Linked DNA regions of Mus musculus: region 2 is linked to region 1. Evidence: chromatin loops called from intact Hi-C (ENCODE). Cell type or tissue: gastrocnemius. All regions are shown on one strand. Links, peaks and the distances in the headings refer to the core of each region. The heading gives the core; the rest is flanking DNA.

Region 1 (7,594 bases), core at 1,223-5,222:
CAGGCATCATCTGCAGCCCAGCATGGGGCTTGAACCCTGAGCCCAAATCTAAGAGTCTAATCTAAGGCATAGAAGAAATTGCTGAACAAAGGCCATCATCCCCTCTCTCCTTTGGGCAACACAGCAAATACATTAACGAAAAGGAGTAAGGAACTTTTGAGTTAATCTTTGTCAGGAGTCTCAGGGAGAAATGGCTTTTCTGCTCCCACTGACTCAGAACAGCACACAAAGCACAAATCGTGTATCATTCTGTATCCACGTGCTGTTCCCAACACACTGGGGCCTGGGTTCCTTTAACACCTTCCTGGTTTTAGTGCATGCTCTTAGACCTGGTACAGAGATGGGGGGGTGGGGAGAGGAAGGAGCAGGAGGAGGAGGAGGAAGAGGAGAGGGGGAGGGGGAGGGAGAGGGAGAGGGAGAGGGAGAGGGAGAGGGAGAGGGAGAGGGAGAGGGAGAGGGAGAGGGAGAGGGAGAGGGAGAGGGAGAGGGAGAAGGAGAAGGAGAAGGAGAAGGAGAAGGAGAAGAAGAAGAAGAAGAAGAAGAAGAAGAAGAAGAAGAAGAAGAAGAAGAAGAAGAAAGGCCAAAAGAAAGCCAGAGAGAACATCTGTGACATTGATCCAATTCCACAGTAGCTGTCTCACAGCTCAGCCATCAAATGGTCACAAGGCCAGATGTCCTGAATTTGCAACCTAAGGTCTGAGAGGCTTATTGTTCTTAGATTCTGTTGTTCATTTAGCTTAATTGGGTAACCAGCCCAGAGCCTCCAGGTCTCAATGTCCCTTGTAAAGGGTCATTTAAGAAAAAGGGTCAATATCCCCAGCACGCTTGCCTGGACTGCTTAAACCAGTGTGGACCATAGCTTCGTGATGCCTTACCTTTCAGCATTTCCCCTTGTGCAATGCTCCCACACAGATGAAGGATGGTCACGTCTGAAAAGGATGCCATTAGGATCTCTGAAAGTGAGAGTCCAGGTCTACTCTGCAAAGCCATGATGCAATCATAAGCTTTCCATTCCAAGCTAAAAAGATAAATAAAATACAGCAATTTAAAAAGTGTAGCTTCTGAATACATTGCGGAGGGGACCCCCCCCCCCCATGAAGGAATCATGTGGCCGGAAGAGGGGTACCACACAAGGCTGTGTTTCAGAACACTACAAGAGGGCATACTCTTCAAAGACACACAGACGGAGACTGAGGCTGGTGAAAGCAAAGAAATCCATCTGATACGAGCCAGAGCTGGTTCATAAAACCTATTGGTTCTAAGAAAACATTTGTTTACCTTGATTTTTATGTGTACAGATGTTTTTTGCCTGTCTGTACATAGTGCACCAGATGCACGCAGTACCCGTAGAGGCCAGAAGAGGGCATCTTGCCCCTGGTATTGGAGTCACAGAGTTGTGAGCCTCTGTGTGCATGCTAGGAACAGAAGAACCCCACCCAGATTCTCTGAAGGGTCACAGGTGCTCTTAATCAATGCTCCATCTCTCCAGCCCTAGGGTTCATTTTCCTCCCCCTGCCCCCAACTCTAGCCCTCCCGCACATGGTATTGGGTTTGCTCAGCTCAGCCAGCAGGTTACACTTGCCAGAAACACAGGAAGTCCTCCACTTCCCTCCAGACTGGGGAACGAGGAACAGGCTGGCTGTGGATGCACCAGCTTCTGCAAAGAGATGACAAGAGACACCTTTTCTAACTTCAGTGATCAGGGAGTTCCTGGGTAGCCTGAAATCAGCCATCGTGGGAATATTTATACATCAGAGACTGGCAACTGTAACGAGCTGGGATTCTTCATCCTCCGCACAAACTGATATGGCTGCGTTTTAATTTTTTTTAATTTTTTATTTTTATTTTTTGCAGTTCTGCAACTTTATTTGACATGAGCAGGTTAGTTCTCATCCACATTGACCGTCTGTAGATTTTTGAACGCGGTAACAGGCACATAAGTTACCAATGTGCAGAGCTTGTTTGGTGAATCTTAATCCTCGTTACGTTTTCTGGACAAACGTACTCAGATGTGATATGGAACATTCCTATTTCCTTGGCCCAGATGGCTTTATTGAGCCTGGTGTCAATGCGCACATCTGGAGTCCCCATTTCCTTCATGGCAAACTTCCGAATTTCTTCGAGTGCCGGAGTAGCATGCTTCCGGAAGCCCACTCCATGGATGCGCTTGTGAATGTTGATGGTGTATTCTCGGGTCACTGCCTCGTTGATGGCAGAACGGCACTTCTTCTCGCCACCCTTCTCTTTGGGAGCCAATCTGCGGGGCCCACGTTGGAAAGGAAGGACGCGAGGGATTGTCCTGACGTGGCTGTGAAACCACAACCAGCACACCGCTGGGCATCGTAACCATTTAGTAGCACCAACTGGGAAACTGAGGTCTGGGTTTCGCTACGGTGGGGATTATCATTTATCGTCTCCAAGCCTCCTGCTGAACTGTGAGGCTCCTTATGAGCTACACAGAGGTAGGGTAAGGAGGTTCCTTTAAGAGCTGACTAGGTCTTCACTCTCCAGAATGGATTCACTGAAGCCAGGCACCATGGGATGCATCTGTAACACTAGCACTTGTGAGTCTGAGGGTGAAAATTTTGGAGTTTGAGGCCAGCCCGGGCTACACAGCAAGTTCAAGGCTGTCCTAGGCTTAAAAAAAAAAAAAAGTTATTCTGCCATTAGTGGATTTGTGAGCTAATGAATTATCTTAAGAGTGTGTGTACACCTTAAGAAGCACTTGAGCTAGGTCACCTGCATACTCTGCATTAATTTTTTTCAAGCATGTCCCCACACCATTTCATTTCCATTTTTTTTTTTTTTTTTGTTACGCTCTTCGTCTCAAATCTGACTCCGATAAGCCACATAAAACGTATTGCCCTCAACTTCTTGCCAACTACACTTCCTTTGCAACGAGTAATAAACTCACTCAACAGACACACACTCGGGGCATTCCACCGGGGTGATTATGTTGTCCCAAGAGCCTAGGAACAGGAAAAGCAGAGGTGGAGAAAATAAATCCACATTTATGGTAGAAGGCAGACAGTGGAATCAACCTGCCACCTGGTGGCTGACTGGTCTCTCAGAGAACTGTTCTCAGAGGAATGGACATATTACCCACTTGGCATTGGACGCTCCTGACTTCCTGCCTTGGTCTTGGGGAGTCCGAGTTGGTAAGCTTCTACACAGCCTCTGTAATGCAGCCATTATGGGCCTCTCTGCTCACAAGTCCATCAGGCAGACGCTGGGCGGCTGGGGAATGAGGCTGACTGGTAGCTGTGAGTGACATTTTGTACTGAGTGTTGAGACCACCTCTGTAGGAGACGTTCTTTGCCTGCATAAGTGAACATTCACAGGGAGACAATAGTCTTCTCTTCCCGCTCCTTGAGGTCCAGCCCCCTGCTGTCATGAAACCCTGCTGCTAAGGTCGAAGTCTGACGTTACTGGAAAGCCCTGAGCTTGATGCACAATGGCAAACTCCCCTGTGTCACTGGGGTTTCCTCCTCGCTACCTGAGGAACATCTCAGCCTGAGATTCCTGGAGCGCCTCCCTGTGTTAATGAGGCATCTCAATACCTTATGATCTTTGACCACCCTGGTTATTCTCACCCGCTTCCCCCAAACTACATAACCTTTAGTTCATCCTGAATAAAGTATATACAAGCCCTCGCCGGATGGAGGTGTGTATACAAGCTAAGATTGTCTCAGAGAACTATTTCATTGAGGATCATTGGAGAAGGCCTTCACCTAAGAGAACCGTGACACTAAGATCCTAGGAGAAGTAGCCCCCTCTACCCCACTCCCAGCTGGACTGGATTCCTACAGACCTCCACCTGTTCCCAACTCTGCTGCATCCTTCCAGCCTGATGGGCAGCCATGTCTAGACACTCTGAGAGGGAAGAAGCAGAGGATGTTGAACCACACCCTGCCCCCTTCATTGTTATTCATTTTCAGATCCTGATCCCTGATCATCCAGAAAAAAACGAGTCTCTGGGGATTTAAGTTTCCCGCCAGCTCTTGATGTAGATAGATCAAGCTGCAGTGAAATCCACTCACCCGGCTTCTGCCCCAGGACAAGCTGGCTTTCATCGCTGTCCCACAGAGTCACCCTGAGTGGAATTAGCTGTGGCAGTAGAGCTGGTTACTTCCATTGTATGGAGCAGACTCATCAGTTAAGCCATATCAAGTGTTTTCTTCCTTAGCCAACTGGCCCAGGGGGATTTGGAGATAGATAGGACAAAATACAGTGTAAACATGTATAAAATTCACAGAGTAGATTTTAAATAATTTTTAATGTCACATGTTGAAATCTAATCTTAATGTGATGGTGTAGGAAATTGGAACCTTTGGAGGCAATCATGGTGCCTTGGAAATGGTATTAGCACCCTTACAAAAGCTGGAGAGCTGCTGTGTGCCTTTCATCATACAAGGCCCCAGCCAGGAAAAAACTGTCTATGAACTAAGAAGAGGACCCTCATCACAGAGACATTCTGCTGGGACTTTGGTCTTGGACTTTAATCTTCAGAACTGTGAGAAATAAGCTTATGTTTCCCACAGGCCACTGAATTTATGGGGCTTTGTTGTAGAAGACCAGGAGCCTAAGATGTGGACTCTGTGGCAAGCCATGCCTAAGTTCTAAATGAACAGAATCACTTAGTATATGTCTCATAGGAAGAATACAAAGAATCAATAGGAAAAGACCTAATATATCATCCCTGGAGATATATATATATATATATATATATATATATATGTCACTGATAAAATGCCACTACCAAAAGGAACTTAAGAAAAGCTTCCATTTGGTTTGTGTCTACAGAGGGAGAGAGTCCTCTTGTTGGCATAGCAACAACAAGAACAGGAAGCTAGATGATCACATTTTCAACCTCACACAGGATACAAAGAGAGCAAGAATAGGAAGTGGGACAGAGCTATAAAATCTCAAGGCTTTTCCCAGTGATCCACTTCTTCCAGCAAGGCAGCATCTCCTGAAGTTTCCATAACCTCCCCCAAACAGTGTTCAAATAATATATTGATGTAATTATACAAATATGTGATATATATTTATATTAGACTGTAATAAGTATATAATATATTATATATATAAATTGCCAGGTTTGGCATAGCCATGGAAGGGACAGTATGACTCAGTTTCCACCTCTGAGCAGAGTCAGTAGGACATGGGTCTCCACAAGTGCGGACAGTTGCTGTAGGCATAAGGCTTCTTTGCATAATAATGTACATATTTTCCATGTTCCTGGGAACATTCTCCCTGCCAGGGCTAATGACTCCAGGATAATTAGAAAAAGTACAAGTCCAGAAAGCAAGAATGTGTCTAATGTTCCTCAGCAAAATGGTAATGCTGTGACCTTCAGGACAGTCCTTAAGGCTGTGGGAAAGCACTCTGAAAACATGAGTTCAAGAATATATAAATAAGGTTTCTCAACTATTCAAAACATAAAGATGCAATATGAATTATATGAGAAGCTTCATGGAACTGCACTAATGAGTCAGTAAAGGAACAGGGAAAGAACAAGGCTCATGGTGCAAGTAATACAGGAGCACCAGGCAGTGAGGGAGTGGTGAGCTCAGGGTAGGATCCCACCCAGAGAAGCTTATTGTTTGTGTTTACAAAGGCAGGCAGACTTCTGAGTTCAAGTCAGCCTGGCACAGGGCAAATGTAGGTCCAGGCATGGTGGGAGTGGTGATCTCAGGATGTAGTTCCACCCAGATATGCTTATTGTTTGTATTTACAAAGGCAGTCAGACTTCTGCAATCAAGGTCTGTCTACAGAACAAGTTCCAGGATAGCCAAGCTTAGGCAGTGAAAGAGTTGGAAAACAGAAAGCTAACTTTCTCACATATAAATAGTCTCTATGTCTAGATTTGACAACCAACAGTGCTGTGTCCAGCAAACAAACCGCCTAGGACTTGCTATGTTACCAATGCACTTGCTGTATTTTTCTAAGAATCAAGGGGCTAAGATCATAAAATGCTGATTCATGTGATAATAAGAAGAGAATGGGAGTAAATGGTTGAATTGATATGCAAATAAAAGATATTTGGTGATAAAAGACTGGCCTTTGGTCTGCAAGAGGTGAGCTATCTAGAGAACTAACACAGAACTTTTAGAATCTTGTCTAGAAGATTTTCTGAATTTGGTCAGAAAACCCATGAGCTGTCAAGAGAGCTATCTTGAGCAGAACACAGAGCTTGCACCCCATCACTGACATTGACATTATATACACACACACACACATATATATATATAATATTATATACAAATATATTTAGATAGAGCATGATGTATATATAATATATTCTTATACATAAGGAAAGTAAACTATTGCATGGAAACCTGTTGAGAAGACAGGAGGGGTGGCTCAGCAGTTCAGAGGAGGAGCTCTTGTTGTTGAGGATTTAAGTTTGTTTCCCAACACCTATACACATGTCAGGCAGCTAGCTCTCTGCTGCCTGTAACTTCAGCTCCAGGGAGACCTGAATTCTCTGCTCTACAGGGACACCTGCACTCTGTAACACACACACACACACACACACACGCACGCACGCACGCACGCACGCACGCACGCGCAAGTAAATAAAAATAAATCTTTAAAATTTATTATGGGAACAACTTTTGTAATTCATAGAGAGAGTTCAGAAAATTTCTATAAACGATAAACAGGCTGGGAATTAATGAACTAAGTACATGTCTCACAAGTTGGACAACAGCAGTCAAGTAATTGCAAAGAGATTTGGAAAGCAGAGGTCAGAGAAGTGTGATGGTTCAAGGAATAGATATCAAATATTTTCAAATACAAGTAGATGATAATACAAACAGAAGGGAGTCTTTTCTTCTATGATTAAAGTTGAAAATGATTTGGTGAAGCTGTGAAGAATTCAATCAAAGAAGAAGACACAAATCACTCGTGTCATGAATCAAAATGTTTCTGACGTTTTTGCAGACATAAAATATCTAAAAATGGATCATGAGTCTGTTTCAAGAGTTGTGCAAATAATTTGATAGGAAATGAGAAAGGTCTTAGAAATGTCTAATGAAACATTAGATTTAAGAGGAAACAGAGGGTCTGGGGCCTCAAGGGGTCTTTCATAGATGAGGACCTGGGTTTCCTCCCTGGAGTAGCATGAGAAAGAAGTGGGGGGAGGGGAAGAAAGGGGAGAGGAGGGGGTGAGGAAAATTATTGATTTATCAAAAGACATAAACTTGGTAGGAAAAAATCTTCTCACAGAGATAACTGGTTCCTGGAGGTTTGCTGGTGCGAAATCCCAAGCCTGCACAGATTCTCCAGAGAACACATGACACTTTGGTATATGGATTCTCACACAATGACCTTTATGAAACTCAACAAGGGAATCATGAAGGAAAAAATGATTACAGTTCCAGTTCGCTCAGAACCACAGAAGCAAGCACTCTGGATGTTAACACAGTAGAGTCAGCTCTTGTGCTGCATCGTGGATAATGGACAGGGATAGCTTGTACACCCCTAGAACTGAAGACTGGCTTTTATCACTATCCTGATTCCTAGTCTTTTCCTTCATGGTGAGAACAATTAAGATCTGTCCTCTAAGCTGAGCGTGGTGGCACACACC
Region 2 (7,594 bases), core at 2,346-6,345, 75 kb before region 1:
GTATACTGTAGCTGTCTTCAGACACCCCAGAAGAGGGCATCAGATCTCATTACAGATGGTTGTGAGCCACCATGTGGTTGCTGGGATTTTCAGGACCTTTGGAAGAGCAGTCAGTGCTCTTAACCGCTGAGCCATTCTCCAGCCCGATTTGTTTGTTCTAAGTTAACCTTTGACTTAGCAATTCAAGAGTTATGCAAAGCTCAGTGGCCTTGGGAAAATGTAAACCCCGCTGCACACAAAGAGAGACAGTAATAAGGGAGACCTGTGGGGACCACAAGTAGATAAGAAGGTCAGAGCTCAGAGCCAGTTAACCTTGTGACCAGAGGATAAAAACTATACTGTAGAACTGATTTTGCTATTTCCTATAAAGTCTGTTGGCTGGAGATGTGGGGGTGGCAGGTCCAGAGGATGCTGAGCCCTTCCTGTCTCAATGGCCAGTTCTCTGAATGAGTCAGAGCTTAAAGATGCCATTCCTGCCTCTGCCCATGGTGCTGATTGGCAGCATGGACTTTGTATTCTGGTTATATTTGTTATGACAGCCCCAGGAAGACACTGCAGAAATCCCCCTGCCCTTTCCCAGGTGTTCTGAGCTCTTCAGTCTTCTGTGTGCTTCAATGAGGCCAGAGCAGGCGGCAGGTGGCCTGCTTGCTCCAGATTTGTTTACCGTTTGTAGACTGGATGATTTTAATAATTTATTAACTCATACTTTTCCTCAAATATATTCTCCTCCCCCTCCCCCTCCCCTCCTCCTCCTCCTCCTCCTCCTTCTCCTCCTCCTCCTCCTCCTCCTCCTCCTCCTCTTCTTCTTCTTCTTCTTCTTCTTCTTCTTCTTCTTCTTCTTCTTCTTCTTCTTCTTCTTTCTTCTTCTTTTCTCTCTCTCTCTCTCTCTCTCTCTCTCTCTCTCTCTCTCTCTCTCTCTCTCTGGAAAAAGAGATAAGGAAAGAAAAAGAAAGAGCTGTTGTTGATATGCTCACTTACCATCTGCCTCAGATGAAATTCAGAGCCTGGGTCAGGGCATATGTAAGCAACAATCCAGAACCAGGGTGAAACTGCAGAAGGCCAGCCTGGTTTACAGAGTGAGTTCCAGGACAGCCAGGGCTACACAGAGAAACCCTGTCTCAAAAAACCAGGAAAAGAAAAGGAAAAAAGAAAAGAAAAGAAAAAAATGAAATGTTTCCAGGTTGTTTTTCACAACTCCTCGGTAAATGGTCAAAAATGTGTAAAAACATAATTAAAAACATGTTAAAAGTTCTTGATGTAATACAACCTTTCCCACCCCTGGGCAGGAAACATCGCATATCTTACAGTGAATTTTGGGAAAGTTGGCTCACAAAAGGGGTGCCTCTAGTGGGCAAGGGGTCTTGGGGTCAGTTTCATGGCTCTGTCTCGGGGAGAATAGCCAGATAACAGTTGTATTTACATTTTACTCGAATTCAAAGTTAGTATCATATTCTAAGAGTTGCTTATTTGAAATGAGAATCTAACTAGTTCAGATTTTTTTTTTAAAACTAAATGTGACTTTTCTGTAAGGCCTAGTGACCCAAGAGAAACGCCCTCTCCACAGTCAATAGGCTAGGAGGTGGACTGAACTACAAATCCCATGAGAATGTGAGAGGTGGCCTGCCGGAAGTGTTGTTGGGAAACCGGAAGAGAGCGGGGCGGGGAGGAGAGGGCCAATTTAACCGTCGGGTTTGTGTCCGCCTACAGGCAATTTCACTAGGCTCCACCCAACAGCTACCTAGTTTGCAGCGCCACCTGCCAAGTGCGAGCCAGGCATATAAAAGGAGCTACCCTAGCCCTTTCCCTTCCTGTTCTTCTCTGTCCTCCCCTTCTCCCTCCCCCACCCCCTATGTCTCTACTTCTTTTCAAGTCCCTGTCCCGCCTCCTTTTCCCTTCCTCTTATGCTAGGCCTGTGGCATGGCCTGATTCCTCTTGGGGACACTTTGGGAGGGACCTGTCAAGGTATTCCCTCCCAACGTAATAGTTTGCAAATACCGCCCTTGTTCTTCCGGTGTGTGTGTGTATACAAGTAGGCCAGAAGTCAACAGAAGCCCCAGAAATCACGGTTTCTTCCTCCCCAGTGCTGAGATATAAGTGCGTTGCCATACCTGGCCTTTTTTTTTTTTTTTTTTTTTTTTTTTTTTAAACTGACTGAGCTAACTACCCAGGCCAATTTTTGTTATTCTATAAAAACCTAGGGCCCTTAGATGTAGCTTGAAAAATCAATGACGGACTTCAGGTATCTAGAGTTATTATCTAATTTATGACTGTCATCAAGTCTTTGTCCTCATGATGGGTGTGCGTCAGCTTGCCTGTAAAGCCGCCGGTCCCAAGGGTGGGTGAACCGGGAAAGAGTTTAGACCACCAGCAAGTATAGAGGCAGACTGGTTTAGACATTCTGATGGTGGCCTGGAGTTGCTCAAAAGAGGGAACCTCCATCCAGAAAATGCCTCCATAAGATCCAGCTGTAGGGCTTTTTCTTAATTAGTGACTGATGGGGGAGGCCCCAGCCCATTTTGGGCGGGGCAGGGCCATGCCTGGACTGATGGTCCTGGGTTCTTTAAGAAGGAGACTGAACAAGGCACGAGGAGCAAGCCAGTGAGCAGCATCCCACCATGGCCTCTGCATCAGCTCCTGCCTCATGGTTCCTGTCCTGTTTTGAGTTCCTGTCCTAATTTCCTTCAATACTGTACAGCGATGTGGAAGTGTGAGCAAAACAAACCCTTTCCTTTCCAACTTTTTTTGGTCGTGGTGTCTCATCGCAGCAGTAGAAACCCTAAGGAAGACTCTATTAGATTATAATCTAAAGTATAAAATAAATACACCAACCCATACAGATACAAAAGAAACAATAAGTGAGTAGAGGGTGAAGCTGCTCAGACATTAAGACTTGGGTTCAGCTCCCAGAGCTTTTGTAAAACTGGGGCTGGAGAGAGATTAAGAGGCTACTCTTCCAGAGGAACCCAGGTTCAATTCCCAACAGCCATGTGGCTGTAACCCTCATCCCCAGAGATCTGATACCCTCTTCTGGTTTCCCTGGCACTAGGCACATGTGTGGTACACAGACATACATGCAGGTAACACACTGACACACATAAGAAGAAGTGAATTTTAAAAAAAAGTGTGCAGTAGGGCCTGTCTGTAACACCAGGGCTGGAGAAACCCAGACAGCAGATTCCCCAAGTTCATTGGCAGTCAGTTTAATCTGGATGAGCTCCAGGCTCAGAAAGGAACTCTCTTTAAAAGAGAGAGAGAGAGAGAGAAATGAGATGAGATTAAGGTAGATGGTAGAAGCCAACTTCTATGCACACATATTGCACATGTACCTGCACACACTTGCACACCCATTAACCAGTATCATACACACACACACACACACACACACACACACACAAAGAAACAAACAACATTTCAAATATCATATCTGGTATCCCTGCAAGGAGGTGAAGCTTGGTTTAGCCCCCCCTCTTTCTTTCTGTGTGGGATAGACTCACTTCACAGTGAGTTCCAGGACAGCCAAGGTTGTATAGAGAGACCCCTGTCTCAAAATAAACAAGCAAGCAAATAAACAGACAAAAGAATTAAAAATGAAAATCAGTAACTTCATAGTGAAACAAACAAACAAACAAACAAATAAACAAACCAAACAAGCCACCCAGTGACAAAGGTTACATCTCTTATATAGGAGGCACACACTCTCTGATGGGACGTGAAATAGGTGGGACTTCACTACCACCGAGCCATCTCTCCAGTCCACAGCTGGTTCAGTTTTAACCAGTAGGCCTTGCTAATAGGATGGTAACTCTAAGGGCTCCTGGATAAGGGGGAGGTATGGGGGAAGCTCCTATCTCACTTTGCAATGTTTCTGTAAAACTATGCCAAAACAAAAATATTTCTTTTAAGCGTGAGGGTTTGTGGTTGGGCACGATGGCACGCAACTTTAATTCCAGCTCTCAAGAGGCAGGGGCCAGGAGATCTTTGTGAATTTGAGGCCAGATAGAGCTATGTGGTAAGACTTTGACTCAATAAGCAAGCAAGCTAGCAAACAAGCAAAACAAAAACAAAAGCCAAACCGGTTGTTTGGGGACTGAGAAATTGGCTTTCCTGTTCAGGAAAGTTTCTGTGAATTGAGAGAAATAGTCTCTGCTGGGTCTGACTAGGCCATAATGAAGTCAACAGATACACAGCCAGACTTGTTGCCATCAGTGGGAACAGAGAACACGGAAGTTACAAGCTCATACCTCTAGAGGGCGCTTTGGTCCTAACCATGCGGCTGAGCTGGGCTCCCTGTACCCCTGGCGGACTTTGAAGGAATTGTGGCTATTGGCCTAGAAGTTACCCACATAACCAAGTCTTCTCAGGCCCTTTCAGCTCAGATACTTGTGATTCTAGGTCTGGGGTAGGGTGAGCTCACTGTGGGAAGCCAAATTCTGACACTCCTTTCCTTCCAGAGCTGGTTCAAAGTTCCTAGTTCTCCCCTTTCTGGTTTCTTCTCTCAGGATGGCCGTAGGCCTTAGAAGATTCTGAGGCAAGTTCTCGGGGCCATTGGCTCTTGTAGGTTCTCTGTGTTCTTTCCAGGGGAGGTGCACGGCGATTAGGTGACTTTCTGACATCGTCCTAGCTGCAGTTCATTCTGTGACCCCCGTTCTCTTTCTGGGAGAAATGAGAGTGTAGTGTAGGCCAAGGAACCTCCTCACACAATAGCCATAGCTCAGCCCTGACGCACCCCAGCAGCCAGGCCAGGCCTCAGTGGTGGGCCAGGCTAGGCCTCGGTTTCTATAACTGGCAGATGGGAGCTATACAGTCAGTGCAGCACCAACTATCAGTACTCCCCTAGTGAAGCCTGAACTCCAAGCTTTAAAACACGGGTAGCAGCAGAGCCAGCCAATGTGAGCAGGCTCTGTGAAGAGAAAGGGAGGAAGGGGAGAGTTTGGCTTGAGGCTTCTAGGGCTGCTGCTACCTAGCTGTGTGGAAGACTGACATTTTCCCTGGGGGCCACTCCAGACCCTCTGTCTGCCGGTTCCTCCCGAGCCTTGACGTGACTTCAGTGGCCCTGTGACCGGCATTAAGGGAGCACATATCCTCCTTGATGCTATCAGGAGGCTTTAAACTGCTACAGGTCTTGCTCTCTGTCACTGGTGTGTTGGGAACCTTCCCCCTGCTCCTTCCCTTGATTACTGGGAACTCCTTAAGCAGCCACACACCTCACAGTTGGCTTGAGCTACAAGCATACTGAGTTTGAGGAGGGCAAGGCTTAGAGTCCAGTCAACAGTTGTGTGTGTGTGTGGTATATGTGTGTGTGTGTACGTGTGTGTGGTGTGTATGTATGTGTGTGTGTGGTGTGGTGTATGTGTGGTGTGTGTGTGTGTCTGGGATTTGTGTGTGCATGCACACGTATGTGCGAGCGTGTGTGCATGTGAGTGTGGGTACTTGGAGGTAGTTAGAAATCTATCCTGAGGGCCGTTCCTCAGGAGCCAGCCCTGTGGTTTTTGCATGCTACATGTCTGGCTTGTAAAGTGGGTCCTAAGGGACTCACAGGGTTCTTGTGCTTCCATGGCACCAGTTGCTGACTGAGACATGTCACCAGCCCGCAACCAGGAGATCCTACTTCTAACTGCATGCCTCAGAGCCTTCTAGCCAGGCTGTCCCCTGAGCTCTGACTACTACCTTTCCTGATTCTCACAACTCTAGCTTGGACTCTGTACTGTGGCCCAATTCTTCCAGACCTTAATCAACCTTCCTTCCGGGAAGGAGGAAGGCTCCCTCTCCTGTCACCATGCAGGGACTGGCTATGTCACCGAGACCCAAAAGAAGAGATTGCCAAGGAGGGACATCACTCTGGGGCCGGGCTTCTGAGTCCTGTGACCAGCTGTCAGCCCCTGAGGGAAAGACCCAGGGCAGAGGATGGCTGAGAGGTCTGAGAAGAAGTTAAGTGGCCTCAGCTCTCAGCAGGCACCAGGAATGTTTTGGCTCATTCTCTTCATTTCTGTGTTCCTCTGCTGGGGGCCTTCAGTGTTCTTGTTTCTTCAAGCACAGCTAATCTTGACCACTGACTGGCAGTCTGGGGCTCCCAGATCATAAGGGCTGAGAGGCTGGTGGAACATTCTGGGCTCTTTCTGGCACCGCCTACCTGGCAGAGACATACCAGTCTTCAGGGTGGGGTGTGGAGAGAGGAGAGGTTGGGTTGGGTGGCTTTTTTTCTTTGCTTTCAGCCTTGGTCTCAAGAGTTGTGAGGTTTGGGGGATAGTCACAGGACTTCCTCTTGAGGCGGCTGAGAGAGAATGGGTCTTGCCCTCTGAGTATTCGGATTGGCATTCCTCATAGGCAAGGCTCAGAAGATGTTTCTCAAACATCCTGCTTCCTTTTTTGCTTCCTTCTCTCTTTGGGTTCCAGCTCAGATTCCTGGCCTGTGGTGACTGGGTGGGCCACAGACATTGAATACCAAGCCCTTGGAACCCTTCTGCCATTCTGTTACCTGGCGTTCCTTCCCTCTTTAGCCACGGGCAAGCTTGGCATTGGAGGGAGACACTCCCACTTCAGGGAAAGACTTATGAGTTCAGGAGGACAAGAGGAGGTCATTTCATAATGTCAAAGTCTTTCCTCTGTTGGCTTTTATAAGCAAACTTTTATATCTACGTGTAATATACATCTGAAACCACACACAGTTAAAGTTTCTGCAGATCGGCGAATTCCCGCAAAATGAACAATAACCATGTAATAACACCCCAAGTCAAGAAAAACAGATGTGAACAAAGCAAAACAATGTTATTATTCCCCGACTCCGCCCACCCCTGTCAATCATCTTCCGGCTCCTCCTTCCCAGAGAGGTGGTGATAAAAGAGCTGGCCTCTGCCAAGCCTTGCGCCCCTTGACCTTCCCGTACTTGCATTCCTGTGGCTCTTGAGGCTGCCCGAGTCTATTGTAGGGCGGGAAAATAACAATGCGAAGTTGTTTATCTGTTCCCAGGTCAGTGGCTACCTGTGTCTATGGTTGGCAGTCAGGCAACTCAGGGAGTTTTCACACCACAGGAATTGGCAAATGCTACAAATTGACTGGTTTTATTTTTTTTCATTGACTGTCTAGTGCTAGACTTCAGAAAGCAATGGAGCAAATACCCATAACGGAGATTATATTTATGAGTGTGTTTTTTTCTTTAGCTGTGGCATTGTGAAATGAAGAAAGGGTTCTGTGTGGCTCAGGAAATCTTCCGTGTCCGATGAGTGATGTTCTGAGGTGCCTGGTCTTGCTTCTCTTCCCTTACTCTTTAACATAAGTACGGATTTTTAGCTGGGTAGTGGTGGCCCACGCCTTTAACCCCAGCACTCCAGTGCCAGCGGCAAGCCTGGTCTACAGAGAAAGCCTGCCTCTAAAAAACAAACAAACAAAAACAAGAAACGAGAAGCAAAACAAAACAAACAAAACAAAGCAAAAAGAATTTAAAAATACATTTTAATCAATACTTTGGTTGGATTTTTATTTTATTTCATCTATTTGTTTGATTGGTTGTTTTTTGTTTTTGTTTTTTGTGTGTGTGGGTTTTTTTTTTTTTTTTTTTGGTTTTTTGGTTTTTTGGTTTTTTCGAGACAGGGTTTCT

The links. Peaks named below come from ENCODE experiments on the same cell type or tissue, not always from the same donor. Only the 100,000 strongest peaks of a DNase experiment are listed, where the experiment ranks them.
Region 2: it touches region 1 in a loop (7-fold over the local background); 25 of 42 quality-filtered maps call a loop at or near these places.

What each region holds. Positions count from the first base shown.
Region 1 is chr9:111,069,299-111,076,892 of GRCm38, forward strand. Gm26409 (a small nuclear RNA gene) reads left to right here and starts at 6,096; the gene lies at 6,096-6,158. It also overlaps the pseudogene Rp31-ps19. In gastrocnemius, for the core only: CTCF peaks have their summits at 1,347 (motif pointing right) and 3,049 (motif pointing left); DNase peaks (open chromatin) are centred at 1,376 and 3,060; H3K4me3 peaks cover 217 bases; H3K27ac peaks cover 415 bases.
Region 2 is chr9:110,993,173-111,000,766 of GRCm38, forward strand. All of the region lies in intron 2 of Gm10030 (predicted gene 10030), which reads left to right. Among named protein-coding and RNA genes, the nearest start is that of Rtp3, 7.3 kb to the left of the region's middle. In gastrocnemius, for the core only: no CTCF peak of the experiment used is centred there; DNase peaks (open chromatin) are centred at 4,274 and 5,928; H3K27ac peaks cover 1,620 bases.